Linked DNA regions of Mus musculus: region 1 is linked to region 2. A link is a loop called in an ENCODE intact Hi-C map of the cell type or tissue named here. Cell type or tissue: left cerebral cortex. All regions are shown on one strand. Links, peaks and the distances in the headings refer to the core of each region. The heading gives the core; the rest is flanking DNA. Region 1 overlaps Supt3 (SPT3, SAGA and STAGA complex component). Region 2 overlaps Supt3 (SPT3, SAGA and STAGA complex component).

Region 1 (6,863 bases), core at 2,800-5,299, 100 kb after region 2:
TTCGACTACAACACCAGGAGCATGCTAGACAGCAAATGACCATATGCTAGATGAAGATGTTTGGTATTATTAGGCATTAGGGAAATTAAAAATGGAAGCACAGCATATCAATCAATACCTCTTACCAATTAAAGCAGCTAAAGATTTTTTTTTTTTTTAACCACCAAACCCAAAAATAACCTAGCAATTCCAAGTGCCAATCAAGGTACTAAGGGCCTGGAATCTCAACCACTGCTGAGTGGAAGGTAACTACATTAGCCATGTGCAGAGCAGCTTGGTCATTTCTATAAAACTGAGCAGAAACTACCTCAGGATGTGGCATGCCAGCCCTAGGAACCTGCCTAGGAACCCCAACAGCAACAAGAGGAGGCTGAGCAATGGGAACTCCTCCTTCCTGGTGGAAGAAAGCTCTGCCTAAGTGGCTAGAACTGACTTTCTTATGTTTATCAGTCCTCGCTTTCCCACATTACTAACAGAGATAGCAACCTTTCCTACTGCACTTTTATTTTGCTTGTATTTTCTTGCACTTCAAATCATTGTCTATTATGTAGATAAAATTACATGTTAGCACCTCATGGTGTAATTTATGAAAGAAACAGAATATCTAGCTAAAAGACATTTGTCTTGAAATGTCTTGAAAGCAGGGAAAAGGACCTCCCTTCAGACTCCCACCATCACTCCATTTGCAAAGACTAAAGGGTCATCATTGAGAAAGGACACCAGAGAGACTCTGACTGGGAGCAGCAATACAGACTTAGATTAAGGCACTGAGATGCATCGAACTACAGAGAAAGCTTAAGGAGAAGTCCACATTCTACATTCTAAGAAAATTTACACCTTTACCTCAGACTCAGCTGCTAGATTATTCACTACCTGGCTTATAAGCCCTAAATAACCAAAGTCTCTTCTTTAGTGAAATATTGAAAATAAGAAAAAATAAGGCTATAATTAATAATTTTGAGAAATTTCCCAGAAAAATAGCCAGGGCCTCCACCTGATTACCCTATAATAAAAGTCCACCTCACATAAATTTTGTGAATGTTTGTTTTGTCACTGGTGGGGACACACACACACACACACACACACACACACACACACACACACACAAAGCTTCAGTCTTCTTTAAACTTTGATTGACAGTCTTGGTAAGCTGCCAGCCTGACCTCTGAACTCATTCTATAGCCCAGGCAGGGTTTGAACTTCTGATCCTTCCTAGCTCAGCCCCCTGAACCACAGAACTCAGTCCTCACATATATTTTGATGTCTCATTCTTAAATATGAATAGGCATAAAATAAGCATTGAAGTAAACACTCAAGAAAGAAAAAAAAGATAATCCAGAAATCAAATTATACCCAGGGAAAAATGAAAAAATGAAAGACACATTTGAGAATAATCTAGGAGAAAGAATGAAAAAGAATGGAAATTGGACTAGATATAAGAATCAGCTGAGTATCTACAACTACTGAATAGCAGTGATTCCTGAAAGATAAAAGAAACAAGTAACACAGAAAACAAGACTGTGAAAGAAACAATAAGGTTTCCAAGGGAAGGATATATGCATCTGGTAAAGGAGATGAAGAGCCACACAGCAGAGGCAGCAGGGCAGACCCAGAGGCTCCAGGCAGTATAGGGTGTGTGGCCCCTCCTTCCAGACACTCTGGGTCAGAGTGAAATGGGGGTCTTCCAAGCAGCGGTGAAAGGTAGAAAGAAGTGGAAGGTTTGCAGGAAACTGACTTGAAACTTAAAGTCAGTCCTAGCTGCTGAGTACTAGCAAATGCGATGAGAGCACACTAGTCCACACTGCATGCGTATGCATTCTCCACTGTTGAGCTTGGCTTTGGAATTTGTTATGTACAACCTTTCAACAACAGTCAACATCTAAATTACGTTTTTCTAAAACAAATTAGCTTCTTCTGCAGACATATTCTAAATGACTATGAAGTGGGATCTGCCAGCAGAAGGTCAGAATAAGCTTAGCATTTTACTGTGGGAGTGCCTGAGGCACTGGGGACTGAAGAACTGAGTGGCTGTCAGTTTCAATCTGAACAGCAATGTAGTCACAGAGTGTTCAAGTCCTAAACTACCCTCTCCATAAACCCCTCCCTCTAATGCCAACTGTGGGCATTGTGGGAGATTTCAGATCCACACTAGGAAAGATGACAACACACAAATGTATTATTCTCAAAAACATGCTACATATTAGTCTATGGACATTTCCTTCGATGCCCACCATCAATGGACATTAGTCTTACTTTACAGACAAGCAACTATGCCGCAAATGGTCAAATATACTACCATAGGCCAAAGTTCATAATGGAGTAGTAACTTATCACAGAATTTTTACTTATTTCTACCACAATTTAAATGAGATTCAAAACTTTAATTTGAATGTGTTGTTGATGCATTGAAGTCTGTAGTGGTTCTATAAAAACCATGAAGCAAAATTGCCTTTGGTCAAAGGTGCTCTCCCCAAGGGCCTCTGCATCACACATTGTCCATTTTGTTTATCTGCTCCATTGACTACTCAGTTCATACCAAGTCAGAAGCATTTTTCTGGGTTACAGCCTTCCAGACACAACTGCACACCTAGAGCAGACACTTATAAATTCTACAGACTTAAGAGCTCTACAGTAGAACACAAGTCAGTGAAAAGAAAGACATGCTCTTGTCGAAGGTACACAAAAAACATGGTCTTAGACTGCTTCACAGTACTTACTTTTTCACTCAAAACAAAACAAAAACAAAAACAAAAGAAACAAAAAAATCTTTGAGAGTGCTCTAATCCTGCCCATCAAGGCTACTGGAAGAATGCTGCCTACTGGTTGGCTCAGCTTGCTTTCTTAAATCACCTACCATCGGGGTAGTGCCATCCACAGAGCTCTGGACCCTCCCACATCAAATATTCATCAAAATAATGCCACATAGGCATACCAATCTGACACAGGTAACTCAGTTGCGGTTCCCTCTTCCCAGGTAACACTACTTTGTGTCAAGTTGACAAAAAAATAAAAAATAAAAACATAAGTGCAGCAGCTAAGAAAGCAACCATTTCAACAGAGCACAGAACCCAAACTGAGAATAAAATCTCACCATGGAGCTCAACTGTCAGAGGAAGCCATCAAATAAGCAGCAGCCATTTGCATATAGCATATACCTCCAAAACACACAGAAATGAGTTCAAAGCTGAAAAGACAGTAAATAATCACTAATAAAATCAAATGAAAGGACATCAAGTATCTTGTTGTGACACACCCTTCTCGTAAAACTTTTCATTCCTTAAAGTTTTCTGAAGCTATGTACGTTTTACTTAAGAATATAAGGTTTAGGGCTGAAGAAATGGCTCAACAATCAAGAGAGTTGTACTTCTCTTACTAAGGACGTGAGTTTGGGTCTCAGCATCCACATCTCGTGGCTCACAAGTGCCTGTCTGTCTAGCTCTAAGAGGATCTGATACCTCTGGTATCAGTGAGCACCTCTGCTTACATGCACATACTCACAGACAGACACACAGACATATAACTTAAAATAAGAAACAAGTATTTAAAAACATATAAAGCTTAAAGAAAACAAAGTACTATTTTATATCACCCTGGTATTTACATTAGAAGTTAGACTTTGTAAATCATGCTTTAAACTCAGAGTTCATTTACAATGGACCAATGGTTTCCGTTTTCCATATTTTTATACTATGTGTAAAGAAGCACTTCTGCCCCACAAAGTGATCCTGCATATTTAGTGTTGCCTTCTGCAGTAGGCATGTGGACATGAGATGAGTTTAGCAGATCATTTACTTTTACAACAGAAATCCTTCCAGTATCCATGTTGCCTCCTCATTTAAGAAAAGAAAATGTTTTTAAAACTGGGAACCAGCAATTGAATAAATAATTACAAACCAGGCCTGCTTTAGGTAGAGGGCTTATCATGTAATTATAATGATGATCATTTACAAGTATCCAAAATGACTCCAGCATTTTAAAGAGCTAAGCAGAGTTATTTTTAAAATCAAACATATGTGCTTTTTCTGTTTATGTCTTTGGAAAGAACATTCTGCATAATGAAAAACACGACCAAATTTTTCACAGTACATCACTATAAACCCTGTAATTGACTTTTGGGGTTGGTTTACTCTATATCTATTTTTGACCACGTAGAAAACAGCAATGATGTGGTGAAAAGCCCAAAATGCAAGTCCCATCGCAGGCTGAGACTCCACTCTGATTAGTACAAAAGTATCATGTTTGTGCTGGGAAGTGTGCCCATCCTAAGAGAAAGTTCTGCTGCACAAGAATCTCCCTTTTCAAAAATCACATGCAGGGAAAGCAGATCACTGGTGCCCGTCCTGGGCCTGGGTGGGAACCTGCAGATTTTTACACTGATCTCCTCCATGAAAGGCACTCTAACACTGATGCTCAAAACTGAGGTTTACTCCAGTTCATCTGATGGAAGAAAAGTGGGTCTACAATTCAACGATATATACTAACCTTTGAACTATGATTTAACATTGAATAATTATCCTCTTCATGTCTTAACACAGATTAAATAAAGAATTTAATCTCCTTCCAAAAGCTTTGAACGCAGTTAACTCTGGCAAAACTAATTTACTATTCCTAACAAAACCACTGTTTTTCTTCATTGAAAAAAAAAGTCTAAAATACCTCTGAATGAGCACTGCTGGCTTCATCAGTAAAATTTACATATTAGCAAGTAAAATAAACGAAAAGAGCAAGATGTTGTGTGGTTTAAAAATCAGCCTTGCAACACCTACCACAGATTTATCTCCTGTGAGTTGACTCAACCATTCCTTTTTCTCAGTAAATAAACTAAGTTCCGCGCAGGGTACTGCCGAGAGTTTTTCAGGGGCCAAGTGAAAGAATATGTTTCAGATGGAAACTTCCACATTGACAGCCTGCCCACTCTCGGTAGTTATTAAAGGGTCCACAGCACTCTATGAATTAGTTGTGGTTTACCTAAATAATCATGGCCAGAATTACCAAGGTCACTGCACACTTGGAATACTATCTAAAATCGGTGCACCTTTAAAGCCATTACTCCTCTGAAAATCTAAGCTGAAGTAGCAACTTTCAGCCAGCTGTTGATTAAAAGGTACGTCATATTTAAATTACAATAAAATTTATAAGTCAACTATTAACATTTGGTCTCATAAGAGCAGCTAATCATCCTTTAATGCAAGTAATAAAACAGTATGTGGCCTACCTATATTCAACATCACCTCTAAACAAAAGAATTCTTACTAAGCCAATGAAATGAAACATCACAATCTGATGTCTACTCTCAAAGTAAAGTAAGACTGAATACAGTAGCTGAGTTTCAGAAGTCAGCACAAAGGAGTCAGTCTAGGGAAGAGGCTAGGGATGCATCTCAGCCACAGCTTCAGCTCTAGTCTGTAGAAAACGTCTCTACGCAGTTAAAGTCGACCACAGTACCTCACCTAGACCACTCAGTGAGTTGGGTGCTGTTTACAACAACATAAAACCAAAGCTAAGAACAAGAAGTATTTTTAAAAAATAGATTCAAATAAGTAGGCATTTAAACAATAAGTCCTTTTATAAGGAATTGAGTGTAATCTTTTCACAAATTACAAATTATTTGTACATCAATGTCTTCTTAAAATCCACTCATTTAATAGAGAAATAAGAATAAGAAAAGGATAAAACTAACTTTAAAAACAGAAACCATACTCATCATGAGCAAGTCAGTTTGTTATTTATATCATAGATGTTATTGATCTTATTCCCTTATAATCCACATATAAAACCCACCCTCCACTATTTTACAGGTCAGTATCTATAAAAGTAATGTAATTTCAAACATCTTCACACAGCAATAAGGTAGCTAAGAATGTGATCCAGATCTACAAAGCTCTATAGAATTGCCATCAATTTTACATGTTTAAAATAGAATTTGCTTTCCATCAATGCTTCTTAAGATAGTTAACTATACCAGACTTATTGAAGCAGTCACTCTGGATCCAGCAAATCATTTGAGTTCTTACATCCTGTTCCCACCACCTTTATATTGCAGGAAGCGCTCAATTTCAAGAATAACAGCACAAATTCCACAGGCAAAGAAGTTATTGGGATGTATATGGCCATATATTTGCCAAGGTTTCAAGGGAAAAACAAGAGATTCAGGCAAATAAACAGAACACTAGATGACCTGCAATTAAAAGTTGTATTTGAAGGTGCCTCTGCTTCTTTGCACACTTCAGGTTTATTCAGAGTCAGAACGTAAAGCAAGTCTTACAGCATCAGCACAGTGCTCCCCAGAGCGTGGAGTAATTGACAGCTCAGGAAAGAGAGCAGTGCTGCCCGTGGCCAGTGACTGCAACAGGGGACTCCTGACTGCACACTGCTTTGGGGTCCTCTTCCTTTCAGACTTGCCGCCACTTTCTCCATTCTCTTCATCAGTTTGTCTTTCCTCCTCCGTCTTCCTATTCTCACCTCCTCTCCTGCTTCACACTGATCCATGTAAAAGAACTAGTGTGATACTAACCGGGAAGGACCAGTCCCACCCAATGTGTGCTTGACAGCTGGAAACCCTATGACTTAGGGAACCGCATCCTGGCACTTTGCAGAGCCTTTTTGCTTTAAAAAGATTTTAACTATTAAAATCTGCCTTGGATCATAGAGAGGAATAGAGTTTTAAAAGATAGAGACAGAATCAAAGGGCCATGGAAATGCACAGAAGACTCCAGGTGTGCTGCACAAAGACAAAGCAAGCTCTTGGACTCCCAACAGCCTCCAGTTCAGTAAAGACATAAACACAGCTCCTTCTCTCCAGCAGACGCACCTTTCCTCAGCAGACAATTGTGACCACTACACAAAAGCACCATGGTGATGTC
Region 2 (6,863 bases), core at 2,708-5,207:
GGTACGCAGTAGCAGTTATTGCTGCAAATCAAGTGTTTCTTCCATAATTACTTTGGTTTTCATTAAAAAACATAGATGGTCTACCACACTAAAGCAAAATTTAAAAACAAGGAAGACTTAGTTGAACATGTATTGTCTAATATTTAAAAATTGTTAAGAAAACCCTTTTAAAACATGTGCATCCTCCATTTATCCAGTTCTGAAACTTCGTTTTAAAGATAAATAGAGAATACTTCAACTACTGTTGTGTAAAAAATGTATTTGCATTGTTTTTTAAAGTAATAAAGGCATACCAGATTGTTTAGCATTTGAAAACTGTTTCTCCTACTGCTACAGAAACTGACCTTGGTGATATGGAAAAAAGAAAAACAAAATGATAAGAGAATTACTCACTGTATCTAGCACAGGGTTGTAAGTGCCAGTGCTCACGCGGTCACTGAAATCCTTAAGAGCCAAGGACACTGAGGGGATAAAATCAGGAGCAGAGATGGGGAACAAGAAGGGAACACTCCTGAGTGAACACTGGACCAAAGCTACCATGGGCACCTGTGATACCTGTGGGGACATGTCCACTGAAAGTAGGGTGGACCACCAGGAAGGTGTGGATGTCACAAGGGGATGCACCCCTGTGCGCAGAGCAAAGCACTCACAGACACCTTGTATAAAGGAGTGAAGTAGCTTCAACTGGAATTCAGAAAAAGACAGTATGTTGGGACTAAAACACACAGGCAAATTTTATTCATAACTAAGGAATGTATATAAAAGACAAAAGAAAATCATGTATTGATTTTTAAAACATATAGATTGGAGAAATAGCAATACAACTTTACCACATACAGCCACTTTAACACTATAGTTATCAATTGCAGTATAAAGAATGTCTACCACCCATGTGCAACTGCTTTTGCTAATGCAAAATTTAGCCATCCTCATTTTAGCTGACCTCAAAGACTGAAGATGTGCATTCATTTGATGACCAGGATACCACACTTCTCTACTGCCCCATCTCTTTGCCTGGGTCTTCTTTTCTTCAACTTGTGGAAGGCAGAACATCATATGGGACACTTTCTAGTTTCTTTTATGTCTTCTCTCATTATCTTCTCTTCCTATGTGACCTCAAGCCTTGCATGTATTTTACATGTTCATGATTTCTGGGTGGACAGGTACCCTAATATTGTTATATATACCACTCTTCACAAATACATTTATTCACACTGATAGTCCATTAGTAAAGGCTGAGGATGAGAGGACAATACAGAAGAAAGTTTGGACCTACCAGTTTGATTCATTGGGCTTAAGAAACAAAGTCATTTCTATATCAAAGAAATTCAAGAGCTCTTCTAAAAACTGTAGCCAGTTACCCAGGAAACAGCTGAGGTTTCATGCAGAGGTCATCTAATGACTTCTCATAGCTAAAAACACCAAGTCAGAGCCTATCTTTAATGTTTCAAGATAGGCTGCCTCTCATTAGGGACTAATATAGTTGGTGACTCAGAGTTGAAAGCAAAGCTTGAAAATCCTGTGACACTTATAAATTACACAGAATCTATGCTGCCCGCATGCGATAATGAGGAACAAAGCCTGGACTATAGCATGCCTGCTTACAATAGAATGCACTGGATCTTTAAATCCGTGTTTGAGACCCACTCACTAATCAGAGAAACAAACAAAACAAAAGTGCTGCTAATGATCCTGGTCATCTAAGAGCTGTGACAGAATGTCTGAGTTACTTTTCAGTTGCTGTGATAAAATACCATGACAAAAGCAATTTATAGAATAAATAATTTTGCTCTTATGGTTCCAGAGGTTAGAGGTCCATGATGGCAGGGACAGAGAGAGGCAGCAGACAAGGAGGTTGGAGTTAGAATGGAAGAGCACACATCCTGTACCACACACAGGAAGAAGAGAGTAGACTGAAAATGGCAAGAGGCTTTTGAGACCTCAAAGCCCACTCCCAGTGACAGAGAAAGGGAGGGAGGGAAGGAGGGAGGGAGGGAGGGAGGGAGGGAGGGAGGGAGGGAGGGAGGGAGGGAAGGAGGGAGGGAGAGAGGGAGGGAGGGAAGGAGGGAGGGAGGGAGGGAGGGAGGGAGGCATTTACTTACTATTTTTATGACACCAAAACATTACCTCCAAGAGATAGAGTTTTGATTTACATATTGTTGTAAAAAAAAAGTTATCCTAATAGTGATCACTGCTCACTTTAGTGAGACACAAAATAATGAAATGAAGGGATGACTGGAGAAATGGCTCAGACATTAAGAGAGTCTGCTATCTCACAGGATCTGGGTTCAGTTCCCAGCATTCACATGGCTGCTTACAACCATTTCTAACTCGAGTTCTACGGTATCCAAGCCCTCTTCTGGCCTCTGTGGGCACTGTACACGTGGTGTACATACACAGGAAAACACTTGTACAAAAAAAATAAGTAATTCTTAAAAAAACTATTGAGCAGATTTCACTACACATACTAGTCACCTGTATCTCTGCTATAACAATTAATGTTTATTTACTCCACATTAGACAGTATGCATTCCTCAATTAAACATAATCTGAAACTCATCTAGAACTCCAAACACTGTCACTACAACAGTTGAGGCTTTAACACCTCAGCTTCCAAAAGTGTGGGTTTCAACTATACAAGACGTTATGACAAATCTGACAACTGCAGAAGCTTGCTGAATGTGTAACAAACAAGAACTAAGTTGACATGAAATGTGTAATCAATCTGAGGTGTGTCTGGCAGGCTCACTGGCATTGTATGAGGCAATGCATGATCACCACAGTCCTGGACTAGTTTTGGTGTCCCATCAAGAAACACCAACATCGCCTCAAACAACTAGAGACATAACTCCCTGTACATGAAAGCTCTGCCCTTCCAGAAGCACGGTTCTTTAGCTATAGCAAAGGGGCTTTGACCATTTCCCGATCACCACTCCTCAGTGGGAACAAATTAGTCTGTCTTTGGACTGTACTGTGTTAAATGCTTGATTTTAAAATTGCTGAGTTCATTTGAAGTTCGTACGTGAATTTTGGTTTAGAATTAGAATATATTTTACAATAATTTATTGATCAACCTTTAAAAATATTGAAGATGTTCTAAAAATGCAGTGTTATACATCCCTCTGACTGAATTGCTATGTAGGTTTAAAAAGCACATCAAATTTCCATTATTTAAAATTTTTAAATAAGTGATAAAAGTGTATAAATATAAAAGAATTGCTTTAGTTTTTTAAAGATTTATGTCAGTGTATATTTGATTTGTATATCATAGATATACAGGTGAGGTCATGTAAAAATTTCCTGGGTAAAAATGGATCACGGATGTTTGGAAACTGTAAGAAGCCCTGACTCAGAGCAAGTCACAAGAAACACTGAAAGCACCGCACTTCAGATCTCCTCACCAGTCTCCTTCATCCTCCCAGCAAGTGAAGATCGCAGCCTTGCTTCATTTCTTCAGAGCTTGCATAACTGAACATGGGGTTATCTCGATGACCCAAAGAACAAACTCACACAGTGTCATCATCTACTGAACGTGAGGGTGAGGGAGCTGTGCATATTACACAACACCAGCTACAAAGCCAATTCTAAGAATCCTTATTTTAAAAACCTTTTTCAATTCCTTCAATCAGTCTATGCTTCTTACAAATTTTGTCAATTGCAAAGTGCCTCCTCCCCCTCCTCCCCCCCACCCATTGGCTATGATGGTGTCACATGAGTAATCAGATAACCTGTGACTCCAGGGTAGAAAATAAGACGGAGTGATATATGTTCTGGGATACTTCTACAAATTTATTGAATGGAAATCTATTTCTATAGCTACTAATAACTAAAACTCAACACTTCAATATCAGAAATAGTGAACACTAGGTGTCAGTGTAAGAAATGAAAAAATATTTTTTAAAAACCTGTTGTTTCCAATCAGGTGTACAACAAAAAAATATCGAAACCAGCTGTGGCCACATTTACTTATAACTGCATAATTCAACTAACAAGCCAATCTTCTTTTTAAACACAAGTTCCTGCTCCCAGACCACCAAGAGTTTAAAGTCAGGTTGAGCTGATTATTAAATGTTACAGGTGATTTGTGACCTCAGTTTTAGAAGTCACAGCAAAATTTCATTTCTAAGGATATATTTTGAAGACAATTTTACTTTAAAGAAATAATGCTTTTTAAAATATATAATGCATTTAATACTAGTATGGTCTAAAAGTTTTATGCTATATGTTAGGAAAATTGCTTAAAATTTTGTGGAGTAGCTTTTAAAGCATATCAGGCATAAATGCTTTTCTGGCACACGAAAGGGTCCAGTTTCCAAGTCCATTGTGACAAAACTAGACCCAACGCCCCATGAAAACAAACTGAATGAAAGGCTTCCACATGAGTGTACAGATATTTAAAGTTAAGACACTCCAGGGGTTGGGTCACATACCTGTTATCCCAGTACTTGGATCACTGAGACAGAATGAAGTTTGAGACCAACATGAACTACATAGCAAAGAGTCAATCTCAAAATTTAAAATTTAAAACTAAAAACAAAAACATTAAGATACTTGAAAGCTAACCCACAAATCAGAAGATATGAGTCTTGGAACTACAGTTGAATCTTCCCAAACCCTGGGACTCACAGGGTATTTCTAAAGCAACTTGGGGGTGATATCTTCCATGTATAACCCCAGTACATGGGAGGCTAAAGGGAGTGGGATGTTGAGGATCCAAAGCCAGTCTGGGCTACAGAGTGAGCCACAGTCTAAAAAAATAACAACAAAAGCAAAGTACAGCCAACTACAAATGCTAAGGACATGACTAGAGCTGCTGCCTGATGTTGGCATCAAGGTCACAGAGCAACAGCTTCTCTATAGACTTCTCAGGGCCAAGGCTTAAAAACGAGTACCTAAAAGGAAATTATGTTAAAATTCATAGAGATGATTATCATTAGCAATAATAATGAAAGAAAAGGGTAATATCGATATAAGGCATCATATTGTATAAAGTACAACATCATTGCTCACATGTGATCTATAGTCACATGTTTGAAAATGTGTTGGGAGACTCTGCCATAAATTGTGAAACCTATTGTTGCTGAAGAAGGAGCAAAGGAAGCACAGTGCTCACCACGGCAACAGAAACTCTGTACATGCCAGAGACAGGACACAGCATTGAATGTTTTTCTGGATCAGCATAAAGACTTCAGCCTATTTACAAATAAATTTCTGTCTGTGTCTATGTTAATGTGTGCTGGTGCCCACCGAGACCAGAAGGGGCCTGATATCCTGGGGCTGCAGTGTATCATGTTGTAAGAATGACATAAGACCTCTGGCAGAACAGCAAGTGCTCTTAACTGCTGAGCCATCCCTCAAGGCCATAGCTGACATTCTTCTTGTTTCGTGGATAGTTGTTACATTCTAGTCATCATCCCAATGGCTAACAGTGAACAAACTGAAAAAAATATAATGTTCTCAGTGGACCCAGCTATACAGAAAGTGACTATAATTCAAAATGGAAACAGGCAGATACATTCATAATGATTTATCTAAACCAATGTCTCAGGGTTGCAAGGTATTTAAGAATAAAAGGAGTAAAAAGTAGAGACATAAGAAATAGAAAACAAAAACATATGTGGCATAAAATTCAAATGCAGGAAAGTTGTTCCAAAATACACACAACACAGCAATCAAAGGTCTGTTTGACTTTCCTGTGCCTTTGCTTTTGACATTTAGCCCAGTGATGAAGATTTTGTATGTCAGTAATTAAATGCTGCTTCCATTGGTTAACACTGTTGATCTACATGTATTATAATGAAAATATCTTTGAGATTGGTAAACTCCAATACATTAGCAGGCAGAGGTTCCTGGGGATGGCAAAATAAGCTAAAAACTGAAAAACTATCAAACCATGAAGCCAAAAATTCAAACTCAGCAATGTGTCCCCTACCCCCAACCTGCTCGACTAGCTCATCCTAGCTCATGGCTCATAGTTTATAGAGCTTGCGGCTAGGGCAGAAGTAACAAGGAGAGGCACATTTGGAGGATCGTTCGTAAACCATGAGCACACTAATCCAGCAGACCTAGACAGACTGTGCTAACCCCTATCTCCACCACCTCCACACTGGGATGATACTGATACTGTCAGAGCAGTGATGGTTGACGCATACCACTGATTGAATCTCTTCTTACTGACAGAGGATTTAGTTTATAGTCAGACGAGTATTTATAAATACCATGAGAGGCAAAAGCTGAAACTAAGAAAATAATACTAATTCAAGAAAGTTGGTAGTATTGTTCTTGACCAGAGAAAACTACATTCAACATGATCTTAACATTCACACAAATAGAAAAAAGAGCAACAGGAAGACATGCTGATCTTTTATCTATGCTAGAAAGATATCACTTACCACAAAAAGCTTCACAAGACCAGCTTACCTTAAGACAGGAGTGTGTGTGTGTGTGTGTGTGTGTGTGTGTGTAAGATGTGGCAGGGGTTGGGATGAAAACAATTTGAGGAAGTTAGTTCCCTCCATCCATCATGTGGGTCCTGAGGTTCAAATTCAGGTGATGAGGCTTGGCAACAGGCACCTTCCTTCATGATGAGGCCACCTCATCAGTCCTTTGTTGTTATGAAAAGAAGAACTCACTACTACAGATACAAAGGAAGATTTAAAACATTAGCAGCTTTGTAGCACTCTGATAAAGCTGAATTTCAACCTCCCTCGATATGAGGCCTCAGTGATCCTTCCTGGATTTCCTGTCTTTCGGGTGATGTTGCCGCTTTCTTCTCTTGTACCCATACCCTTTCCCAGACAGACAGCACACCCCAAGATGCCACCCTTCAGTGTTCCAAGACCTTTCTCTCTCAGTCCCTTCAG

Evidence for each region. Peaks named below come from ENCODE experiments on the same cell type or tissue, not always from the same donor. Only the 100,000 strongest peaks of a DNase experiment are listed, where the experiment ranks them.
Region 1: it touches region 2 in a loop (1.9-fold over the local background); 2 of 42 quality-filtered maps call a loop at or near these places.

Annotation. Positions count from the first base shown.
Region 1 is chr17:44,839,742-44,846,604 of GRCm38, reverse strand. All of the region lies in intron 2 of Supt3 (SPT3, SAGA and STAGA complex component), which reads right to left. Among named protein-coding and RNA genes, the nearest start is that of 4930564C03Rik, 38 kb to the left of the region's middle. In left cerebral cortex, for the core only: no CTCF peak of the experiment used is centred there; DNase peaks (open chromatin) are centred at 3,807 and 4,193.
Region 2 is chr17:44,942,142-44,949,004 of GRCm38, reverse strand. The region is part of intron 3 of Supt3 (SPT3, SAGA and STAGA complex component); the gene reads right to left. Among named protein-coding and RNA genes, the nearest start is that of Gm52304, 58 kb to the right of the region's middle. In left cerebral cortex, for the core only: a CTCF peak has its summit at 3,853 (motif pointing right); no DNase peak of the experiment used is centred there.